3 separate regions of the Mus musculus genome follow, and regions 1 and 2 are each linked to region 3. The links are chromatin loops, found by intact Hi-C in ENCODE. Cell type or tissue: left cerebral cortex. All regions are shown on one strand.

What was found. Hi-C counts contacts between places; a loop is a spot of excess contacts. Peaks named below come from ENCODE experiments on the same cell type or tissue, not always from the same donor. Only the 100,000 strongest peaks of a DNase experiment are listed, where the experiment ranks them.
Region 1: a loop joins it to region 3, with 1.9 times the contacts of the local background. A loop is called at or near these places in 3 of 42 quality-filtered maps.
Region 2: it touches region 3 in a loop (4-fold over the local background); 2 of 42 quality-filtered maps call a loop at or near these places.

The regions. Positions count from the first base shown.
Region 1 is chr7:125,938,099-125,946,098 of GRCm38, forward strand. The region is part of intron 3 of Gsg1l (GSG1-like); the gene reads right to left. Among named protein-coding and RNA genes, the nearest start is that of Gm51456, 11 kb to the right of the region's middle. In left cerebral cortex, a CTCF peak has its summit at 3,052; DNase peaks (open chromatin) are centred at 4,715, 5,002, 5,588 and 8,000.
Region 2 is chr7:125,762,869-125,770,868 of GRCm38, forward strand. D430042O09Rik (RIKEN cDNA D430042O09 gene) reads left to right here. Exons shown (of 28, transcript NM_001081022.2): 6 at 7,704-7,835. Among named protein-coding and RNA genes, the nearest start is that of D430042O09Rik, 59 kb to the left of the region's middle. RefSeq lists an enhancer at 1,179-2,485. In left cerebral cortex, a CTCF peak has its summit at 4,273 (motif pointing right); DNase peaks (open chromatin) are centred at 785, 4,392, 4,578, 6,445 and 1 more place; H3K27ac peaks cover 2,474 bases.
Region 3 is chr7:125,843,956-125,851,955 of GRCm38, forward strand. D430042O09Rik (RIKEN cDNA D430042O09 gene) reads left to right here. Exons shown (of 28, transcript NM_001081022.2): 16 at 6,344-7,048; 17 at 7,982-8,000. Among named protein-coding and RNA genes, the nearest start is that of Gm51456, 100 kb to the right of the region's middle. In left cerebral cortex, CTCF peaks have their summits at 2,929 and 3,587; DNase peaks (open chromatin) are centred at 3,045 and 3,754; H3K27ac peaks cover 1,719 bases.

The sequences.
Region 1 (8,000 bases), 94 kb after region 3:
ATGTTCCATGAGCTTTGAAAAAGCCATTGGAGACGTGGCCACGTTAACAAAACCACTGAGCCCAGGCAAACCAGCATCCTAGGAAACTCTCACCTGCTTCCAAGATGACTCAACTAGAGGGATAGTGGACAGACTAGTTTTATGTCAACTTGACATAAATTAGAGTTATCTGAAAGAAGAAAATCCCAACTGAGAAAATGCCTCCATAAAATCAGACTGTAGGCAAACCTGTAGGACATTTGCTCAACTAGTGATTGATGTGGGAGGGCCCAGCCCATTGTGGGTGGGGCTGATCCTGACTGGTAGTCCTGGGTCCTGTAGGAATATAGGCTGAGAAAGCCAATAAGCATCACTCCTTCATCAGCTCCTGCCTTGATTTCCCTCAGTGGACTATTTAGGATTCAGGATATGGAAGTCAAAGAAACCCTTTCTTTCCCAAGCAGCTTTTGGTCATGGTCACAGCCACATCAACATTGACTAAGACAGATGACTTAAATGCCGTTTAACTCTTTAGCCCCAGAGCATCCTTTGCCACATTTGCCAGGGTGCCTTTTATTGAGGCATGGGTGAACAACATGTGAGGCACCTTCTCTCCTCAATCGCTCTTATAGAGATGATGGGAAGAAAGCACAGGGTCGTGGTGCCTCTACTCTAAGGAGTTCATCTGTTCCAGGATGGCCCAAAGGTGTAAGTAGCCACATCAAATCTCCAGCCAACAGACAGTGGAGACCTGAAGCCCTGAAATCTACCACAGTAAATGGGATTCTACCAACAACCACACAGGACTGAAGCAAACCCTTTACCAGATATGCATCAGAGAGATTGTGGTTTGGTAGCTCCTTAACTGTTGACCCTCCTAAGCTAAACCATATCCTGACCCACAAATCTGAGAGCCACTGAATGTGCACTGCCCTAAGTCGCTAAGTCTGTAGCAGTATCATTACACAATAATAGGTAACTCAGGACGTGGGCAAAAGTTTGGTGAATATTGTAGGTGTGCTAGCCAAAGCAGGCAATGGCTGTGACTCATCTCACTAGTATTAGTGTTAGTATTAGTTTTACACTTCACTGCACTAGGTCTGCTGGGAGAACCAAGTTCTCAGCTCAATCTACACCACACAGACATCTGGGACCACCCTTCCTGAGACCAATCCCACAGCCTGAGCTCCAGCCTTTCATCAGTTCCTCTTTACCAGATCCTATCTTCCAAACATATAAGTGCACACCCATACATGCACTTACATGTATATGCACACACAAGCATACACATACTCACTGCATGCACACGAACACACATAAAAACACATACTCATGTATACACACATGCACACACCCATGCTCTCACCCACACAAGGAAGAATGATACACAGCTTTGGAAAACCAAGTGAGCTGGGTTCAGATCTAACACACTTTTTGAGTTTCTGAAACGGACATATTATTCTCCAGGGCTTTATCTGGGGTTGGGATAATATAACCCTTTATATACTTAGTAATTCTAACTTAAGTCTTTTGTTTCTGAGCATGTTAAACATCTCTGATCACACGGTGCGGTTAACTATTTCTTCCTGAGGTTTCACAGGTTATTGTTTGGTGTTTTACTTGTCATCACCATTTTGTCATGCTAGGACACCATGAGAAGCAACTATTTGGCACTCTAAATTCTGTGTTGCCAGGTAACTGCATAACTATGATGAATAAATGCTTTCTTGATTTGTTATTCTTTTTTATATCTATCTTTCCTTGACCCTTATGATCTTTTTGGATTCTGTTTAGTCAGATAAGGAGAGTGTTTGTCCAGGCCACTTTGGCTCCTGTTTTCCAGGTGTGTTGTTACCCATTCTTCTCTAGTCTGAACATCTACCTCTCTTAGAGCACACTTCTTGTTAAGTCTGCCTTGTTTTTATTTCCTGCTAGTTGCTGAAATTTAACCCGGTTACATTTAGTTTAATTCATATTTCTTTGCACAGCTTCAGTACTTGATGATTGGACCACCAATATCCCAGAGGCTCAGGCTGCCAAGTTAGCTCTAGGCAGCTCATAGGAATCTCATGGCTCTGACGTGATGGTCAGAAAGTTCACACTCATCATAGTGAGGCAGTAAAGCAGAACTAAGATTCCAGAAAGATCCTGTAGCTCCATGAAGACCCCCCTACCTGCCCCTCACCAAGGACTTGGTATTCAGAAGATAGCCATCTCAGCACTGTTAGAACTGTCATGGTCACAAGTGGTGTTGTCACGGCTGCAACTGAAGTGAGAGAAGCTACAACAACTCAAGACACTGAAGACATGCGAACATGTACACAGGAACAGCATGAGATGGGTGTTAGGGTGATTAAGAAGGGGGCCTGCATCTCCTGTGCTCAGCCATAGTTCCTCCTTATAGTGACCCCACAAGCTCCAAGCTCATGGCTGCTAGTCTAACGGAGTATCCCACAGATGAAAACTACATGTTTACCCCAGGATCAAGCATGGCAGTGGTGGAGCTTGAGTGCTTGGATTGGCCAGGCTATGGGGTAGGGGTAGGATGTGATCAACATGGCCTGAGACTGGAGAACAAGTTTCCAAGGCACAGCCTGAGCCTTTAAAGAAAGCAGAAAGGAAAGGCAGAAACTCACCAGGAACATCACAACCTTAGCACAGTCAGAGACCTTTAGGGCTGAGACCCTATTGTCACTCCAACCCCCATAACAGCCTTTCCCTGCAGTTCTAAACCAAGCCTTGAAAACCCAAGGTCATCGGCTGGACTGAATCTTCTCAGGAGCAGCTGTCATCTCTCTCCTCTGCCACCTGCAGCCACCACCAAGCAATGTATCATGAGATGAAATTATATGGCGACCTTCAGAAAACTACCACTCTGTCTCCGGTCAAGTCTCAGCTGTCTGGACGTCAAGTTGATCTCAAGCCTGAAAAAAAGGCCCCAGAAGGCTTTGGCAGCAAAGATGAAGGCCACAAGCTGCATGGATGGCTCTCAAGGAAGCTCTCAATCTCGGCCTATGAGGCTTCGGCAAGGCCCTCCCTGGTGGCGGGACACAGGAAGGACACACCCACATACACAGATACCCAGTAACTTTCTCAGATGACACACTCAGAAAGGCTGGCTCTCAGTGGTTCAGGAAGTATCAGAGACACCAAGATAACCAAACTTGGTCACCACTCTGGGCTCAGCAGCTGTTGTATGCATTCCCAGGACTCCTCAACTTGGGTCCAGCTCTGCTGCCTGATGCTCGGGGTTGAGATGGTATTTCAGCTACACATACAAGGCTCCCAGGCACCATAAGCTTCAATCCCAGAATCCTCTTTGCTTCCTACCAACCTTGATTTAGTGCCCTTGTGCTGTGGGGCATCAAGCTCTGGCCTGGACTGTGGAGTGTCTCTTTCTAAACTGGACTTCTGGGCACTGGGAATCAACCTTGACATTGTACCTCCTGGTTACCTTGTTAAGGGGTCCTTATATCAGCACAAGCTGGAACCAACCTCTGGCTGCTCTGACCATTTGACCAGGAGCCCAGGACCCTTTCAATCCTTGGGGATGCAGCACTTGCTGCATAGGGAGGATGGAGGGGTGGGGTGGGTGGGGTGGGGTGTGGAGGCAACTACATTGGGATGGTGTCAGTGACAGAAATTAGAACCATATCTGTCTCTCAGCCTCAGTGAGAACTTCTCTGTCTCTCTTTAGGTTTTCTCTATGACTCTCTGTCTCTCTGTCCTGTCACACAGAGACAGTTCCATCCATCTCTGTAACTTCTGGTCTCTGACCCTATCCATCATGTGAATCAGAGGGTATGTCACTAGGCTCTGGAAACTGGTAGAGGACATCCTGGACTTTGTGTAGCCGTCATCCTCAGAGCCAACCACAGAGTAATTGTCAGCCTTCTTTCACTTGGGAAAAAAATGTGTATGCTCACCCCAGGAATGTCTTGGATCCTGACAAAGTTCAAACCATCCCCTTCTAAGTATAAAGGTGTGGGAACAAAGGAGACAGACCAAGCCCTGGCCTCAGGCAGTGGAGAAAAGAGGTGGAGCAAAGAGACACATGAGGTGATGTGCAGTCTTGAGTGGGCATTGCAGGACTCTGGGTCTGGCTCTCCCACCCATGGCTGTGTGACTTTAGGCATGCTAGCTGATCTTTCCCGACTTGTTTTTCCTCATCTCTAAAAGTGGGTGTCATGCCCAGAAGGCAGAGCACATTGGTAGAGAGATAGGGGATGGGAGGCCTAGAGTTAATTGGGTCCTTCTTGGCTATGTGAACTTTCCTGGACATACTGGAGTATGGTTTACACATTGCATCTAACAGATTCCAAAAGCTTGACTTTCCACCCCTGCCATGAGGTTTTGACCTCAGTTTCCCTACTGGCTGACTACTTAAGCCCTTCCCTTAGGGCTGATGCTAGACATGTTCCTGGCCACTCGGAAGAAGGTGGATAAGACCTAGGACTTATTCCTGGGCCTCCCAGGCCTCTCCTAGACTCCTGAGCTCCCAGCATCCTTTGCTCCAACAGTCCTCTAAGTCCATTATAACTGACAGAAACCAGCCGTTCCACCAGCTCAGGTTTTACTTCCCATTTTTATTAAACTTGTTAAAATTCTTACCCTTTCCAATTCCCCCAGAAGGCCAGTTTCTACCTGGCCCTGTGCCTGAGGCCAGGCTCATCTGTATGAATGGCCTGGTGGCCTAAACAGTCCCCGGCTTGCAGGAGTGTGCAAAGGATGTCATGGAATTTGAATCACAAATGACCAGGAGCTGTCTGTCCTGCAGCCAGGATTCTCCCCACTTCCAGGCTGTTCCAGCCAGCAGTGCCTGGCTTCCCACTAGAACCTTCAGACCCCATGGGGGCTGTTGCATGCTGGGAACCCTCTACCTCAGTCACTGCACTAACATGCAACATCATCTAAATGCCAAGCATGGGGACAGTCACCGGAGCCTTGGCACGGCTGTTCCCTGAGGCTAATGAGGAAAAGGACATAACTCGAAGTAAAATCAATCATTGCATATACAGAAATAGAAACACGTGCAGCCGCAATTGAAGCTGGCAGCCGGAGGGCTGAATCCAACCTGCAGGTGCTGGTGAAAGCCAGGAGAACGGATGAGGCTTTTGGCCAACATTTAAAAGCTGGAGGATTTCCATTAAAATATGGGAGTTTTGGCTTCTCTTATAAAAGTCAGAAATGTGGCCACACAGGAGGTTCCCATCCTCCTGGCAGCTGCTTTGGCCTGCACATCCCACCCCAGTTCACGGGCCACAATGCTAGAAGTTAGGTTTCAGCAGGTAGATCTTGGGAAGGTAAGTCATAGGGGTGGATCTTTGTGGTTCCACCAAATCAAGGAGATGTAGCTAGAAGGTGCAGTTAATACACCAGGAAGATCCCAGCAGGCATCCAAGCTGCCAATGTCAGGATCCTGGGTTTTTGCAACCTCTAGGGCCCAGTGTCTGGTCTTCTCATTCTGGCTCCCATTGACTAGGGCAACACTTTCCTCTTGAGTTCTGTGAACTGCTCTGTAGCTGAAGCTCAGATGAGGCTGAAGGAAGATCTGATGGAAGGGAATTGGATAGAAGGCACACACTGGTGCCATCAGCACTTTGGCCACTCTCCTTGGCAGTCATACAATACCCCGGCATATTCACATACCCACGTTTCTTTCCAGGCTGCGGATGGCATTTAAGCTCCTACATGAAGGAATAAGCATAGGCCTGTGTGGCTTGGCCTTCCCAACAACTTCAAAAATGGAAGGGAGCTTGGAACCGCAGGTGTGTGAGGAGATGAACCTGCTTTCCTGAGGGGTGGGGAGTAAGGGGGGCTACCTACTTCCAGGAGCTCTTGACTCAGGTGAGTCCTGGCTTCCGTCTGTGTCTGTGCACTCACCCTAGAAAGCTAAGAACAAGTATTTGGGTGAGGAATTACCATGGGGGACAAAGAAGGCACCTCAGGGTTTTAGTATAGAAGGGGAAGGGTCTATGGCTCCTCTATGATGGAAGCCAAGGCCTTTCCTATAAGACAAGCACTCCACCACTGAATTGCACCCTCTAGCCTCCATTGGCAGACCCCAATCCTGCCTTCTCAGGAGGTGACATGATAGGCCCCTGCTCACTTTGATAACCAGTCAGCTATACCCATGGCAGCAGGTGAGATAGGCCCATGTGGCTGTGTCCTTGTGTCCTGCCTGTCTGTCTCACACTTCTTCCATTGCTCATTCTTTCCCTTTCTGTTCTTGTGTCTCCCTCCATACAGGTGTGACCCTCTGTCACAGTGGGCCTGACCGCCAGCTATGTTTCTCTGTTTCCTGTCTCCTTCCTGCCTAGGCCCTCTCTCTCCCTTTCTCTGGCTCCCCCACTATCACGCTACAGAGCCCTAAAAAAATAGTAGGTTCTTCCACTGTAATTTCTGCCTCCAGCCTCACAGTCCAGGAGCTGGGCAGATGTCCCTCAGTGTTCCTAATACGTGGACCATATACCGAATCCTATCACAGACCCCTTCCCCATGGCTCCCATGCCTCTTCCCCAGCCCATAGAACCTCCCTGGGGAGTGGGGAAGGTGGAAGTGAGCTACAGCCGAGTAGTGAAGGAGGAACTGAGGGAGAGGTCAGAAAGCAAGCCAGACCGAAGGAGGGACAAGCTCCCAGAGTCGGGCAACATGGAGCAAAGAGAACACCAAGAGATGAGAGGGATACTGAGAGGCCAGCAAAGGCTGTGTCCATGCCAAGGAGCCTGGGTTTCATTCTCGCAAAGGAGTAAACACCCATGAGAATGATAGATCCAAGCCAGTTAAGGGAGGCCAAGGGCAAACATGACTCAGTAGACTGTGACATCTCTTAAGGGAATAGAACTTGAGTAAAACGCAAATCTGATTGTACAGTTGTACTTTTCTATATTTTTCCCCTTTTCTTTTGCTTTTGCTGAGCACTCCCTGGAATCTCAGGCCCAACCCCTCACTGAAGTAAAGGGGAAAGCAAAACCTATTGGCAAAAGGCTTCCTCCTTACTTCCCGTCTTCAAAGCCCGAATTTATTGAGTAGATTCTGCTGGGGTTAGGGGTGGGTAGGAATTGAGGGTAGGGCGGAAAGATGAGGGATTAGGTGAGTTCTAGCCTGGTGAGGCAGGGAAAGAGTTAGATGTCACCTTCATGACTTTCCCTTGGACAGGCAGGAGACTGGGCCGAGGGCCTGGGTGATGGTTCCTTGGCCACCCAGTGGTTAAAAGCATGCTGAGTTGTGTGACCCAGCAGTTCCTCTCCTAGGTTTATGCTGAAGAGAAACAAAAATATGAGTCCAGAGAAACATTTGTTTGTAATGTCCACGCATCAATATTCCAGCAGCCTGAACGTAGAAACAGCCCAGTTCCCTTCAACTGAGGAGTCTCTAAAGGAAGGGTGGTATGTCCGCACAATGAGCACTTCTGTAGCAATAAAAAGGAATATGATTCTAGTCCATGCTATAATATGGATAAATCTCAAACAGAAGGCACTAAATGAAAGAAGACAGTCATAAAAGGCAGTACACTGCATGACCTGTTTCTACGAGATGTCAAGACTTGGCTAGATTATGGAGCTAAAGAGTGAACAATGGTCACCCAGGGTTGAGAATGGAGAACAGCTGCTATTGGGTGTGAGATTTATTTAAGGTTAATGGAAGTGTTGTTTTTTTTTTCTTTTAATTAGACTATCACGATGCCTACTAAAAATTACTTAAAAATCCCATACTTTACATGGGAAAAGATTATGATATGCAAATTACACCTTAATAAAGTTGTTTTTAAAACATTTTTTATAATTAAAAGTAAGGAGAACCTTCCATAAAAAACCCAGATTTTGGCTTTCTCTGAATGCCATGTATATGTCTCCATGGTAACGATGAGCCGTGGGACATGCGTCCCTAAGTTTACCCTGGCCACTGCACTGCCTGCTGAGGCATACCTGGGTGGCTTTGCTAATGTGTCATTCATACGGAATGCTTGCACAATGGGTGGGAGCCTCAGTCTGAGTGGTTAGACCACAAGCGCTGAAGTT
Region 2 (8,000 bases), 81 kb before region 3:
TTGTGTCTCCTGTAGCTGGGGTCTGAAGAGCAGGCCCACAGGGCACCAGCCTGGGCGCTTGTGTCTGTCCCCAGCCATGAATGTTAATTTCTTGTTAATGAGGCCTTTCTTGCCTGCCTCACTCTACACAGCTCTTCTGCTTGTTGGAGTGCTTCCTATTATCACGAGCCATATTTGTGTCTTAGACTGTGACTTAATGGCTGGCCCCAGAGTCTGTGCAATTTAAAAGGCTTGGCCTAAGATTAATTAGCATCCCTCCCATTTCTCCTGTGGCTCCCCACTTCACAAGACTTAATCAGGGCTAATTTCCCCTTGCCTCCCAAAGCCGCTCTGCTATAATTGCCCTTCTGCACTGCAGCAGTCAGGGGTCACTCAGTGCCTAACAATAGGGACTGCTGTTTGAGTAGAAAGCTCAGGCTGAGTGTGCATGCATGGTCCTGGGGCTGGTGAGCTGGGCAGGCTGCAGGAGGCCTTCAGCCCACATTGCCCACATGTCTGCCCCGGCCTCCAGGAGAGCTGCTGCCCAGGACAGCTGGGAGAGTGGGGACACAGCCTCAGGGATGCCAAGACAGATCCTATTCTGTTGTCTGGGGGCCAGTGTGGGATGCAGTTGAAAAACCTGTGGCCTTGAGGATAGTGCTTAGAAATAGCAGTGACCCATCCCTTTCCTCCCCTCCTCACATCTGTTCTCCCTGTCGGTGACAATGTGATGTTGGACCTCCTGTGCACACAGAGCCTGAGCCATGAGGAACTGCAGTGGGAGTCCATGGCGTATCACCCTCTGTGTCTCAGCAGCTTGGCAGAGCAGACACATGGCATCTGGCTTATGGATTGGTTTTCCTACCTTACTTTCTCTCCCCAGCTGGCTCTTCAGGGCATTTGAATGAGGCTCCTGGGAATTGAAGAGAATGGGCTTTAGGCTGCTTCTTTGGTGTGTGTTTTGGAGCCGGTAATGGACCTCCCTGAGCTTTGCCTTTATAATCATCACAACCTCCTGCCGCTGTTGGGAAGGCATGTGTGCGGTGTGTGGTCTCTAAGTGGTGTGTTTCTTCAGCTAGGTGCCCTAATGGCAGATGATGAGGCTAGGATGAGGTCAGTGCTTGCAGCGCTCTGGTTCTACCACCCGTCCTCACGCCCTCACGCTGTCTGCTTTCTAATCTAGAAGGTGGTCAGTAGGTTACCTGCCTCAGAAGGTAGCTGCTGAGGATCACTCAGTCTGTGGAGGTTCCTGCCACGCCTGGCACAGAGCTGGTAAAGGGTTGTGTTGGTCAGTGTTGGAATAAATGGAGGGCAGGTGTCGAGGGCTTCTCAGTCTGGAGTTTCCAGGCTCTTCATCCTCTCCTTTCTACTTATGTATTTATTTTATTTGTGAGGGACATGCATGTATGCAAAGGCCAGAAGAAGGCACCAGGCATACTTCTCTATCACTCTCTGCCTATTCCATGGAATCAGTCTCTCTTTAAATGAACCCGGGCTTGCATTTTCTCTAGGCTGGAACCTATCAAGCACTCGCCATCCTCCTGTCTCTGCCCTGTCAGAGCTGGAAGGTGCTGACACCTTCCCACCACACTCTGCTGTGCCTTTGCTCTGGAGGCCATTCTTGTTCCATGTGCTAGATTCCAAACCTCAGTCCTCATGGCTGCATATCAGTCTCTCTTGACTGCTGAGATGTCTCTTCTGGCACTTCATTCTTATGTCTGACCTCACTCCCTCTGTTCAGTCCTGGCCATTTATGGAGCACATCAAAGTTTTGGATCCTTACTGCGGTCTGAGAGCTGCAAGTGAAGCAGGCCAGCCCTGCTGCCCTGGAACTTATGGGATGGGAGCGGGAGACAGGCCAGGCCAAGCCAGGGCAACAGCAGCCAGCAAGTTAATGGCAATTGCTATGAAGGAAGGCCAGGCAAGAGGGACGGTGGCAGGCAGCAGAGGTGCCCAGGGGTAGTGCAGCAGAGCTGAATGGGGATCTGTGGTCTCCTTGGAAAGGTATAGTGGAGTGTGATGGAAAGGTATTGCCTATGATCAGCACACGTGATGGAGAGGAAGCGCTGGGGGCCTGGCTCACAGCTAAGGGGTCTGGACAGTAGTCTGAGTGAAAGAGCTCCCCAGAAGCACCAAGATGTGGATGCTGCCATTGGAAAGATCTTGGTGGCTGTGTGTAGCTAGGACCACCCTAACTAACTCCTTTACCCAAGGGCTTGCAGGAGCTCTGAGACTGTGTTCCTGAATCCACATAGCTCTTCTCTGCTGCTTCCCACAGCCCCACTCTATGCCCTCTCTGCTGGCTTCACTAACCAACTACACCCCTCCAGGTCTGTTTCGCACTCCTGAATTGGTTGAAACTTCTAAGAGAAACTGTTTGAGTGTCCCAGCTCATCTGTGTTACTCAAGGTGGCCTGTAGTAGTTGTCTTTGGTGTGGTGCTGTCTGCTACCTGAGTGGGCTGTGACTAGAGGTCACCTGATACTTATCCTGCCTGACCTTGAACAGCCTGGGAAGGGCGTGTGTGTGTGTGTGTGTGTGTGTGTGTGTGTCTTAGTTAGGGTTTCCATTGCTGTGAAAAGACATCATGACCAGGCCAACCCTTATAAAGGACAAGATTTAATTGGGGCAGGCTTACAGGTTCTGAGGTTTAGACCATTATCATCATGGCAGTAAAGCATTGCAGCATCCAAGCAGGCATGGCACTGGAGGTTCTTAGATTGAACTTGATTGGAAGGTACCCAGGAGAAGACTGGCTTCCAGACAGCTAGAAGGATCTCAAAGCCCACCCCCACAGTGGCACACTTCCTCCAATAAGGTCATACCTCCTAATAGTACCACTCCTGCATATTCAAATCACTACAGTGTGTGTGTGTGTGTGTGTGTGTGTGTGTGTGTGTGATATTACAGCCTGTTGTCTAGGGTGCTGGAGTTGGACCGCATGGCCTTGCCTTGGACTCAGAGATCTACCTGCCTCTGCCTCCCTGAGGGCTGGGATTAAAGGTGTAGTACACCACTGCTCAGCTCTTCCTTTGCCTTCTACAGAAAATCGAAACAGGATCTAATATAGCCCAAGCTGGCCTTGAACTCCCTATGTTGTTGCAGCTAACCTTGAAGTCTTGATCCTCCTGTATACACCTCTCTCATGCTGGAATTACAGGCTTGAGCCACCATGCCCAGCTCTTTCCACCCTTTTGACTGGGCTCCTCTTTGTGGGTAGCCAGAAGGAAGCAGGTGATTAAGGTAGCAGGGTCCCCAGAAGCCAGTGGCTAATTCTTAAATTCTCTTAATTCTTAGCCCTGGCCTTGTCTACCTGGTTGGTTTCCTTATTTCTAATGTCTACTGTTCCAGTCTGACAGTTTCTCCTCTTCCTGCAGCTGGGCAGTGGTACATGGAATTTCCTTCTTCTGGGTCTAGACCAGCAAATAGGAACACTTTAGTGCCTAGCTACTACAATAGAAGGGGCTTTCTAAAGAGTACAGGCCTGAAACTCATTTGGCAAGAAGGCTGTAGAACCACCCATGATAACCTTGTTCTTAGGGATTAACCAGAGGTTAAAGTAGCAATGTCCCCAGTAGCCAATGGCCAATTCTTAAAAGCCACCCCACCAGGACTGGGACATGCTCTGCCCTAGTTTCAGGGTTTCTCTTATACTGCAGGGCCCACCATAAAGGGCCAGTGAGGTTACACTATCACTTTTGCTGGCCATGGCCCAGTCAGTGGGGGTTGGGAGATCTAGAGGTTGACTGGATAAATACAGCAGGCTCCCAAGCCACCGCCTTTACTGTGGAGTGGCCTGCAGGTGATATCTAGGCATCTGTCCCTGCTTGTCTTTTCCTTGCTGCTTCTGGGCCTTAGATCTCTCTGCCGCCATCAGTGGATTAAGATTTATGGCTTCCTCAGCCTTGTAATACTTGGGTAGACAGTGGCCTAATCAACAGAGCCGCCGTTTACCAAAATGCTGTCAGCTTTGATGAACGTCACTGGCTCTCAGCATTAAATCGGCAGTGAAGGGATTGGCCTTCCAACAATTTACTGTGGGCCAGACTTTCAGGAAAGGTCTCCACAGAACGTTTGCTATGGGATGAAAGTGGCCTTGGCTCTCCCTCACTGCAACATCTGCATCCTGGGTTGCTGCAGATATGAGCACCTGCAGTACAGCTCACCTCCACGTTGTGAAGCTGGGCCCTTTCTTTTGGTACCTTCTGACTTCTGATCATGACAAGAGCTGACAAACCTGGGAAGAGCTGCTCCTCACCCAGCCTGTCTTTGGGGGCTTGGTAGAGCCCTTCCACCTCTAGGGGGCGCCATTAATACAGCACACAACCTGCACAAGCATACAGGACATCCCCTGCACTTGCTCTTCTGAGTTTGACAGCACACTTCAATGCACCCTCTTAGAACACTATGAGGAGGTGCCGAAGATACACAAATAACTCCGGGCATGAACTGGGTGGAGTGTGGGCTGAGCATGAAGTGAGCAGCTTTGGGGGGTTTGTGTGGAGAGTCTTTTAAATCCTCCTCCAGGGTAGGTACTGCAAAGGTCTGTCAGGGTCTGGGTTTGCAAGTAGGCAGTAGAAAGCAGCGGCTCATGAACACCCACTCCTGGTGAAGCAGAATGCCATTCGGGGAGCCAGCCCGGAGCATCATCACCATCCTTCCATGCAAGGTGGAAGGTGGGAGGCTAGGAGCGTGCATGTGGCTGGGGCTGGGTTAGAATCTGGCAGCCTTGGTGTGGGTGGGGCTGCCCCCACATTGTGGGCAGAGGAGGCTCCCCAGGCTAGGGTGGGAGAGCAGGCCAGATGGCAGCTATTTATTACCCTCTGGGCACCCACTCAGTGTTGTGAGTGCTTTCTGGACCACAGAGTTAATTTCAGCACTGTTGCTTCATAACCTACAGTGTTCACTATGGTGCTGAGTGGACTCGGGGGCAGGGCACTGGTATCTGGAACTCAATGCTCTTAGAGCTTGGTGAGGGCCTGCTGACTAAGGGCCTTAGGGCTGACAACAAAGCTGTGTTTGCATATTGGGCATCACTGGGAAGCTCTGCTGTGCTGAGCTGTGCTGAGGAAGAGGAGGCTGGGAAGTTGCTGAAGGCTGTGATCCTGGCTTCTTGCTGGATGTAGAGCTCTTTCTGTGGATGTGCCAAGTCAGAGGCTGGCCAGGGTGTACCTCCCACTGTCACTGGCCAGCTTCCTTTCGAGCAGTGCACATTGTCCAGGGACCACAGGCCTCAATCCCTGCCTCTCAACTGGTCTTTTCCTGTGCCCCAGAATGCCAAGATAACCCCAACTCCTCACTGTTCTGTTTCCCAATTTCACATCTCTCCTGCTCCCAAGAACTATCACTCAGTATGGTGGGCAAGAAAGGGGGTATGGTATCTGCCACTCTAACTTAGCATACTCCATCTTCCTCTGGTGGGAGAACTCAATTCTAAAAGATCCACTGGGATCAGAGGCAGGCAGGAGATTCCAAGAACTAAGGTGCTTTCTCCGGAGGCTAATAACAGGACAGACTGGCAGTCTCTGCCCAGACTTGTCTGGATTTTAAGAAAGAGATGAGGGAAAAGCTAATACTAACTACTACAGGCCAACTGGCAGCATTCAGAAATACAAAGCCCTAGTCTAAGCCCTTCTCTCTTTAGAGAAAGGACCAGAAGGCCCTAAAAGGGGCTGGGTGGCTGGTGATCCAAGCTACCTCCTCCTTGGCCTGACCCAAGTCTGTGGTCATTCTTTTTTCCCATCCTCTCTTTCTGCGCAACAGGCCTCAGTGTTAGGATGTTGTTGAATGTCCCAGGGAGAAGAGCATAGCATGCTTTCCTTAGCCTGGAGAGGAGAACTAAGTAGCAATGTGTAGAGGGAACCCATACCACAGCTGGAGCTAGCCAAGGCTTTGGAGTGAAGAGGAAAGGTGGGACAATGAGGGTGTATGGCTTTAGAACCGCCCCAAGGCATTACACAGTGACCTGCTGGCCCTTCTTGTTTCTCTATTAGGACACCTTCCTTGCTCTCATAGACAGCTGCCTGTTCCATTCTCATCCTTGAGCCACAGAGGGATTGAGGGTGGGAAGGCAAACAAGCCCACAGAGATAGAGGAAAGGGTGTCTGTGGGCTCAGCTGGACTGATAGGGCCCTGGAAGTGGCTCCAATTGGTTCAACAGTCACACATGTTAGAATGTGTAGGAATTAGTATGGAGGCCTTGCGTGCTGGATGTATCAAGTAAGGTCTGGTTTGCTAACAGTGGCTTGAACGATGTGACAGCATGTCACCTTCCAGCTGAGTGAGTCCTTTTGTTCTGCTCAGGTGGGAATCACTAGTGAGCAGGGAGTCGTTTCTAGTATTGGCAGTCTTGGGCCTGAGAGAGAGCTAAGGAGCTTCTCCAGCAGGCAAAGGACAGGACAGGCAAGCAGGCTTGGGGGCTGGGCTGACTGACTCAGCCCTGAGAACAGAGTCTTAACAGCTTCAGGTCTTAGAAGCCAGAGGCAGCTCTAAGTGCACAGGTTAGAGGTTCCCTCTTCTGAGTACCAATTGCCAGTGGTCCAGCACTCAGCAGCCAGTGAGATCCTGAGCTGCAAGCAATCTGGTAGCAGGGAGCAGGCAGCAAGCAGTAGCAAGTGCTCCAGCTCTGGGATTCTAGTGGCTACCATGACTAGTGGTGTAGCTTTCAAACCTTTGTGTCAAGACCATGAGCCTTTGGGGTTGACAGCTTCTTCTAGAAGCCAAGACCTGTAGCATCTTGTCTACCAGCCTTTGTGCCTTCCACAGCCTTGGCTCACAGTCTGCTGTTTCTTTTCCATACTGCACTGTCCTCAGTCATCTCCACCCCACCCACTCTCTGGAACTCTCTAGCTGCTTGCTTTTTCTCCTCCCCCCCCCCCCTCCACTGGCTGCAGCTGCCATCACCTCTGTACTCAGGATAAAAGTCAAAAGTGTTAAAAGCCTTCTATGTGATCTGATGTTGCAACATCTGGGGGCATTGGGGGAGCATTTCCTTGTTAACTCAGAAGGCCAGGTGAGCTGGGCTTGGGGCACTGGCATCATTCCATGTGACCCACTCCTTTTGTTGTTCATATGGGCCCTTTGGTCCTTCCTAGATGCATAGTGATGGGCTGTGTGGAGGTGGGAGATTCTGGAGTGATCCCTAGCCCCCAAAACCTAGCACAGGTATTCCTTTCTCAAAGATGCAAAGAATTCTTGAAAGCAGGGAGGCTGCAGCAAGGACAGCTTGTATAGTTCAAAAAGCTTTACAAGGATTCTGTCCATTTCGTGTTAGTATATCTACAGTGCGTTAGCCAGGCTTTCCCAAACATGAGGTCAGTTAGCTCTTATGGCTTTTGGGGAAATGCTTAACTCTTACAAACATTCTGCAGAAAAATAATCATTAAAAGTCTGACTTTTTCTACACACTTTACAAGTATAAGGAAGAAACAAGCAAAGATAATATGACCTTGTGGAGTCACAACTGCTGAGATGGGGGCAGTGGCCACAGTCGTAATCCTGGTACTTAGGAGGCTGAGACAGGAGGATCACTAGCTTGAGGACAGCCTAGACTGCATAAAGAAACCTGATCTTTGTAAACAACAGCAACAGCAATTCACCCAAATCCTGTCCCGCTCAGGCCCAGCACCCTTGATCCCCTTTTTGTGGCCAGCTAGGCTCGGCTCCTTCCTGTCCTTGAGCAGAATGGTGTCTGTTCTTATTTTAACACTGAATTTCTATGTCCAGAAATCTGTGCAGATCAGAACTGAAGCTGGCTCTCGTCTCCACATTGAACCTCCTCTGGACTGTTCAGAAGATTTTGAATCACAAGAAGATGTGATTGGCAAGCATGAGGATGCCACTGGGGAGCACACACAGGTAGGGGCTGGCCTCAGTTTGTATTGGGGGCTCTCACAAAGTCAGGGTCTGCTGTTGTAGGGCCCTCAGTCAGGCTCTTTCTAACACCTACTTTCTTTGACCTGTGCTCTTCTCTCCCTAAAAAAAAAAGTGTGTATGTGTCAGAATGAAGCATCTGTAGAGATC
Region 3 (8,000 bases):
AAAGAAACCATCATGGCTCAGGCCGGTAATCCCAGATACTCCAGAGGCTGAGGCTGGAGAGTTACAAGTCCAGGGCCTACTTAGGCTTCAGAGTGAGTTTGAGGCCAGCCTGATCAACTTAGTGAAACCTTGTCTCAAAATACAGAGGCAGAAGGGCTAGAACAGTAGCTCAGTGGTGCAAGGTCCTTTCCAAGTATTAAAATAAAACCAAAGCCACATCTGCTGGCAGAGTTCAGGCTGAGACTGTTGTAATCTTTGCAGTGGGTTATTCACATCCTGAATGTGAAGGGGGTTCAGGGTGTGGTATTCACATATTCATCCTGAATAAGAGGGCACCAGGGTTGGGGCACTGCATATCCATCCTGAGTAAGGTGGGTATTATGAAGGGAATGCTGTGTCCAACTGTATAAGAGGGCACCAGGGTGGGGACACTGGTAGAGACACCCAGACTTGCCCCTGTGTTGTGGAGTACCTTATCAGTTAATTAATATCTGAATGAATCCGGCTTGGCAGGCTCTCTGCTCTCTGAGCCTCAGTGTCTTCATCTATACGACAGGAGTGACACATCCTTCTTGGAGTTGTGAAGGACAAACAAGACAGTGGCTTTAATGAAGCAACACAGCTTCCCTGGTTCCTGGGGAATGTTCAGCAAGTAATGAGTGAGACATCAGCCTGTGTCTTGTACCCCACAGACCTGCTGACCTCAATTTGAACTCCGTTCCCCCTATTCCCACAAAGCACCCCTTTCCTCCAGGATTGTAGGCGGTCATTTGAGATCTGTGGGCTGTGCTTGGCAGGTAACCTGGCACAGAAGCATGCCTCAACAAATGCTGAATGCTTCTGCTCCCTCAGGCCCAGCCTGCATCACCTGTGCTCTGGGTTGGCCTCTTGTATGGCCACAGGAATCCCTGCTCATCCTCCTTAGTGAGTCATCTCAGGTCACTCCCTCATTGAGTGTCTGCTTGTCTCCTCTTGTAACCCTCAGAATCTGAGGGCTCTCCCCAACCTCTGGCTGTCCTCTGGGTCTGTGCTGCTGCCCACCTTTTATCTAGACTCTGAGACTGGATAAAGCAAAGATCAGGAAATCCCAGAAGGGCATGGTAGGGCTAAGCCTGAAACCTCTACTCTCAGGGAGCTGAGGCATCACCAAGACAGGCTTCTGCTGTATAGAAAGGCCCCGTCTCAAGAAAAACATTAAAATGGTCCAGGGTGAGGGGCTTGATTGGCAATGTCCTTGAGAACCTGATTTGGATGCCCCAAACCCACGCAATTCCAGATCTGGGGGAGGCAGAGGCAGGAGGATCCCTTTTTGGCTAGCCAGTCTAGCCAAATAATGATATCCAGGCTAGTGAGAGACCTTGTCTCGACAGAGATGGGCATTCCCTCAAGATGATAACCAGGTTTGTCCTCTAGCCTCCACAGGCATGCAAATATGTGTATCTGTGCACACACAATTATTTACACACACTAAACAACATAGACAGTAAAAGAAAGAGAAGCCTTCTGGGTATGAAATCCTGGCTTAGGTGACATGCTGTGGGGCAGGACAGTGGTGACAAGCAGGGCCTGGATCCATGTATTCTTTGCCAAGGTCTGGTCCAACCTTAATGATTCTGAATCCTCTTAACAGCCCCATCTTATAGATAAAAAAAAAATGTGAAGTTTAAGCCACTTTTCTAGAGATTCCTTTCCCACACCCAGTGGGGCTAGTATAGAATTTGAGCCACAGTGGATCAGTCCCACCATCCTGAGCCTATTAGCATAACTGCCAACACTCACTGGATGGCCAGCCAGGCTTTAAGCAGACGTGGAGCTGCAGGGAGTTCTTGGTGACAGGCAACAGTCCAACTGTCCAAGTTCAGAGGCCTCAATCTCACTTGAGTTTCTTGCCAGGCATTTCCCTGCTTGGTTCAATGACACATCAAGAATCAAGTCCTTAAGATTTAGTGCTTGTTAGCTGGTTTTGCTAATGAGGAAAGTTGTTTAGAAATGGTGTTATTACCCATCACCCAATTCCAAAGCCCCACTGCCTGGGCCTCCAGGAAGCATGCTGGATGAGTCTACCAAAATGCTAGTGGAGCGATAAGCTTCATAGTGCTCCCCATGGTGAGACCCCCACAGTGGACCTTTACCGTGGCCTAGCAGGGGATCATGTTTTACTATAATACCATGTCCATTCTGGAAGCGGGGTGCATCGGCCATGGGTGGATGAGGTGTCATCAGCCTTTACCATGAGCAGTGAAGAGTAGGTGGAGACTTCAGGGTCCAAAATACCAAAGGCTAGTAGCATCTTCTCCCTGTTCCCTTGGTTCTCTGCACAAGTCCACCAGACCACCTTTTCCTTGCTAGTTTGTTCACAGGTAGCCAAAGGCCTTTCAGTCCCAAGTGTCTGAGTGCTGGTTCTGGGCCCTGCAGCCAATTCTGGAGTCTCAAGGGGTGTTGATTGGTAGACTTGGGTCAGTTGTCCAGACTGTGCCCAGTCAGCAATGGCTGAAGCAGGTGCAGTGGAAGGAAGGTAGGTAGTTGTGTTGTATTTCCCCGTCCATTCTTGTCCATTCTTGCTTCCTGTGTTAATGGCCATTGATGCCGATGTGCTGATGGTGACAAGGGCAGTTTTATAAACTCTGAGCTTCAATTGTCTGTATCTGACTCCACACAGGACAAGTCTTCTGGCTTCTTGAATCCTGTTGTGTCATCATCAGAGATCCTTCTAGACTTCATAGACTGCAGATGGACACCATTGCTTTCTGCTGCTCATTTGGGTTTAGGACTGGATCTGGGGACATGGTTTAATGAGAGCGTGTTTAACATTTATTTCATCCTCAGTACCACAGAAGAGAAACAGGAAACTTCCTGTCTAACAGAGATTTAGGATAAGCTTGTCAGCAGTGACAAGCCAAGCCTTAGCTTAGTCCCAAGTAGTCTCAGAGCATGTCCCCAGCAGAGGCGCACAGGGAGACACCTGGATGCCAGCTGCCATCACAGCCAACAGGGGCAGGAGAAAGTCTATGCCTCTCCTTTTAGAACAAGTATGCGACTCAGGGAGGAGCCTGGAAGGCAGACTCAGAAGGAATGCCAAGTCCCTGCTCCCTGGCAGAGGCATGCCAGCCAAGTTCCTGGTGTATGGTGTATGTAGTGTTTCCTGGCACGCTTATAGGCTAATCCCGCCATTACTTTCAGTCAGAGGAATTCAGATCACAGAGACCAGAGTGATGACAGCCTGTGCTAGAGCCCCTTCTGCCACGTGTCACACCAGTTCCTGGGAGGAGAGAATAATGGGGACTTCTGGGTTCTTTATTGGTGGCAGATAGGAAGATGGGAACAGAAGAGGCATGGGAGAACCTGCAGGTTACGACCTCCAGGCTGATCCAAGAGACTGAGGGCAAGAAGCTAGTGTTGACAGGCCTTCCTGTCCCAGCAAACACGTCTAGGTATTTCTAGCACCTCATGCTTTCTGTGCATGGCACCCGGTCATGCCAGGGAGCAAGGATGAGGTGGAGGGGTGGCACTGAAAGGAAGTGACCATGTGGAAGAAGAGCTGTCCCCACAGAAGGCAGAGAAGGACAAAGCCCCACTGAAGAAGACATCTGGTGGGGTGAAGGAGAATAGCAGTGGCTGGGGAGATGGAGGTTGCAGAATTAGGAAGAGCCGCAACAGGGCTTGTGGGCACAGTGAGCAAAAGCATTCTTATTCTTGGCATAAGAAATGATCGTGGTGATGAAAATAGCATGTGACAAACTCTGCTGTAGGCTCATGGCTCAGGGTGTTAAAGTGACCAGACCACACAGATAGCAATCTAGAAAGTGTTTTCTAAGATAGAGAGGCTTCTTGCCTTCAGTCCTCCAGATCAGTGTGGAGGCTGTCATCTGTGGGTTCTGCCATGCCTGCTTTGTCCCCTCTTTTCTATCTGTCACCAGCAAAGAGCCTAGTAGTTTTGTCACTGGAATTAAAGAAGCCTGGCAGAACTTGCTCTGAGGTTGGACAGTGCCTGTGTGGGAGCTGAGAAAGAGTGCTAGCTGGGTAAGAACAGGGCAGGATGGAACCAAGGACCAAGTAAGTCTCAGGTATTCTTAGACTTTGCAGCAACAAGGTGGTGCCACTGTGCTAGGACGCTGTGAGTAGGCTGGGTGTGGTGGGCACACTGTGCTCTTGTGATTCTGGAGGCTGAGGCAGGTAGGTCACAGTTTGAGGCCAGTCTGAGCTATGGAATGAGACTGCATCTCAAAGGGGTGGGGAGAAAGAAGCAAAGAAAGAGATATATGGGTGGAAAAAGAAAGAGAGAGGAAAGGAAAAGAAACAAAAGCTAGCTAGCTAGACCTATGGGTCAGGTAGCTGAAGTGGTATGTTTCCTAAACCACTGGGAGGACAGACTGTCAAATGCAAGACCTTTGTCTGGGATGTCAGGAATGAAGTGAAAACTGACAAAGACTAGAAGTCATTGTCACTTGCTGTAAATGGGGAGTCCTGAGAGTCATAGGCATCCTAGGCATTCAAAGTGCAAAAAGCCACCAGTGCTGTGGGGAACAGGAGATGCAGGAGCCCATAGAAAGCCATCAAAGTTTCTCCTTACCTTTTGATTCCTGTTCCCAAGTTGGCATCATTTTTAGGCAGGTTCCCCACAGTGTAGTCAGCTAGGCCTCCACATATAGCAACCCTGTATCCCATCAGTCTGACTCGGCCAGGAGAATGACAGCACACACACACACACACACCAGCTTCTGTGTGGATAGCCTCACAGTGGGATGGTCTTCAGAAAGCTGAGGCTTGTTCCCCAAAGAAGGGAAGCTGAGTTCAGGGTGGAGTTGAAAGGCCACTATTAAGACAGGAAATAGATGTCTGTATAGAAAAGGGGAGGAGAACAGGGCATGATAGGAGGGAACCACAGGATCTGGTACCCTCCCTTTTCTAGACAGGAGAGATGTATACATGTCTGCAGGCCGAGCGAGCAGTGGAAAGCTCTGGAGGAAGCAGTGTTGGAGGAACCTAGAGAGAGGAGTAATTGATAGTGCCAAGCTCCCTGGAGCGCAGGCTGGGAGTGGACTGCAGGCAGGGAGTGGAGCGCAGGTGCTGCCCAGTAGGAACCAGCCTGGAATGGCAGAGCTGCATGCTGCTGTGTATTCACAGTGACCTCTTCCCATGACTGGCTGTGCTTGGCTGCCAGCAAAAGCCACTGCCTGATGGTCACACTGAGCTCATAGACCCTGAGAGGGGGCTTCAGAGCCATCCTTGAAGTTACTGGTTGAGTCCCTATGCTGAGATTCCGGCTTTGTCCATACGTGGGAGCAGACAGATGCCTTACCTTTCATACACTTAGTGAAGTTGACTACTTTGAACTTGTGGTCCTCCTGCCTCCACAGACCAGTGCTGGTACTCAGACTTAACATTCTTTCTTGAGCATTCATCCCACTGTTGAAGAATGCCTTGTAGTGCTGCCAGAGTCATGGGACTGGTCCAGCCTCCAGTGCAGTGCAACCTACACTGTGACCAACTCAGACCTCATGGGCCATGATGTGTCCCTGGCTATGGGAGTTTCAAAGTCGGGTGACTTCTGGTAAAGTTTCTAATGCCAAACTAGCCTTCCTGGGTCAGCTTCCTGTCACCATGGTACTCAAGATGAACAAATTTCAAAGGGAATAGATCATTGTGACCCACAGGTTCATAGGCTCAGGCCTGAGCTATCTGGCCATGTTGCTTTGGGCCTACAGAAAACACGATTCGATGGCAGTGTGTGGTGAGGGAGGCTGCTTACCTGATGGCAGTTGGAGACTGAAGAGAGAGAGAACATCTCAGAGTCCCCTTCAGGGACGTGCACTCGCCTTGTAAAGGCTCCATCCTTCCCAGTAGTGCCACAGTATGGATGCCAAGCCTGAATCATTCAAGATTCAAACTGTAGCTCTTCTCCTGATTTGTATAACTGTTGTACTCCTAGAAAGTTCAAAGTCTATTAAAAATACATCTTGTTTTTCCTGAAAAGAGTGTCTAGACTTAGGTTATGATAAACAGTTCTTTGTCAAGACCAACACTGAAGAGCACGTGGGACAGGAAGCCATAGTTCACATAGTCCATCCAGAAGTTGTGGCGTACTCATGTGGATCATCTCCGTGTTGTGGAGTACCTTATCAATTAACTAATATCTGAATGAATCTGGCTTGGCGGGCACTCTGCTCTCTGAGCCTCAGTGTCTTCATCTATAAGACAGGATTGACACATCCTTCTTGGAGTTGTGAGGGACAAACAAGACAGTGGCTTTAGTGAAGCAACAGAGCTTCCCTGGTTCCTGGGGAATGCATGCGTTTCCAAGGTGTGACACTAATAGGGTGCCCCCTCCTGTGTTCTCTTTCAGAAGACACCCAGGCCTCCCAGACACTGCCTTGGTTGCAGTGGTATGGTGAGCAGGAACACGCACTGCATGCATCATGGGACTCCCTCACTGCCTTCGACCGTGCCCACCGGGGCAGAATCTCTGCCCTGGAACCACAGGGGGACATCCTAGATGAGTTCCTGAAGCAGCAAAGGAGCAGCCGGCATGAGGAATTCCCAGCCCCTTGCAGAGAGGAGGAGCCAGAGCCCTCCACAGAGATGGGTGGTGACAGCGACTTTAAAATCCCAGTCCTCCCTTATGGACAGCACTTGGTTATTGACATCAAGTCTACATGGGGAGACAGACACTATGTTGGCCTTAACGGCATAGAAATATTCAGCTCCTCAGGGGAACCAGTACAGATTTCCAGCATAACGGCAGACCCCCCTGACATCAATATTTTACCAGCTTATGGGAAAGACCCACGTGTAGTCTCCAACCTCATTGATGGGGTGAACAGGACCCAGGATGACATGCATGTCTGGCTGGCCCCCTTCACACCAGGCATGACCCACACCATCTCCATTGAGTTCACACACCCTTGCCAAGTTGCCCTGATTAGGATTTGGAATTACAATAAGTCTCGAATCCACTCCTTCCGAGGTGTGAAGGACATCACGATGCTGTTGGATACTCAGTGCATCTTTGAAGGAGAAATTGCCAAAGCCTCAGGAACTCTGATGGGAGGTACAGTATATCTGTGGGGATTTCCTACAAGTCCTTGTTTGCTACTCTCTGAGGCATGGAGTGGAAGCCCATGAGCTAGCCCAGGACAGGTAAGGTCTTCCTAGATGTGAGGTGCACCCCTCACCTCCCCCAGGATGGGTGGGCCAGAGTTGGCCCTCTAACACTAAGTGTTTTTCTAGAGACTAGGATCTTGAACCTGAGAAGGGACTTTTATGCACGTTCAAAGTCATGAATTGTACCATCTTTCTTGCCTTAAGGCAGAGAGGTGGGATATTTAGGGAGCCCGTGGGACAGCCAGTCATTAGAGCCCAGCTCCCCAGGTTGGGACAATACCCACACCTTCTGGGGGAGGTGCTTTATAAAAGGACCCACAGGAAGCCAGGCTAGGCAGTATACACATGCAATCCCAGCCCTAGGGTTGTACATGGATGGTAAAGTCACCCCCCGAGACCACCCCCTATCCCATACACACTATTTGAAATCCTGCTAAACCAAAGACTCTAGCTCATGTAAGCCATAGACTAAGTTCAGGGCCAGTCTGAGTCTTAACAAGGCTGTCTCAAGATTTAAAGCAAGGGAAGTCTGTGACTGTTGGTCAGTGATAGACCTCTTGAGTAGCATGCGCAAGGCCCTGAGGTCTTGTATCCCCAGCACTGCAGAAACAGGCTCAGGGATCTGGGTTGGACACCCAGTGTGTCATGCACACCAGGGACTTGTATGGTGAGAGGTAACAAGAATTCTTGTTCCATGAGGTCCCACCAATGTGGCTCTCAGCTTGGTGAAATGTGGGGGCTGAGCTCTTGACTCACATCAAGAACTCACATCAGTTGCTTGAGACCACATAGTGTATGGGACACTATGACATGTTATGGATGGCAGATCACTGGGGCCTGAGGCCAGCTGAATCTTCTCTCTTCTTGGTGATGTGCCCAGCCCCTGAGCACTTTGGAGA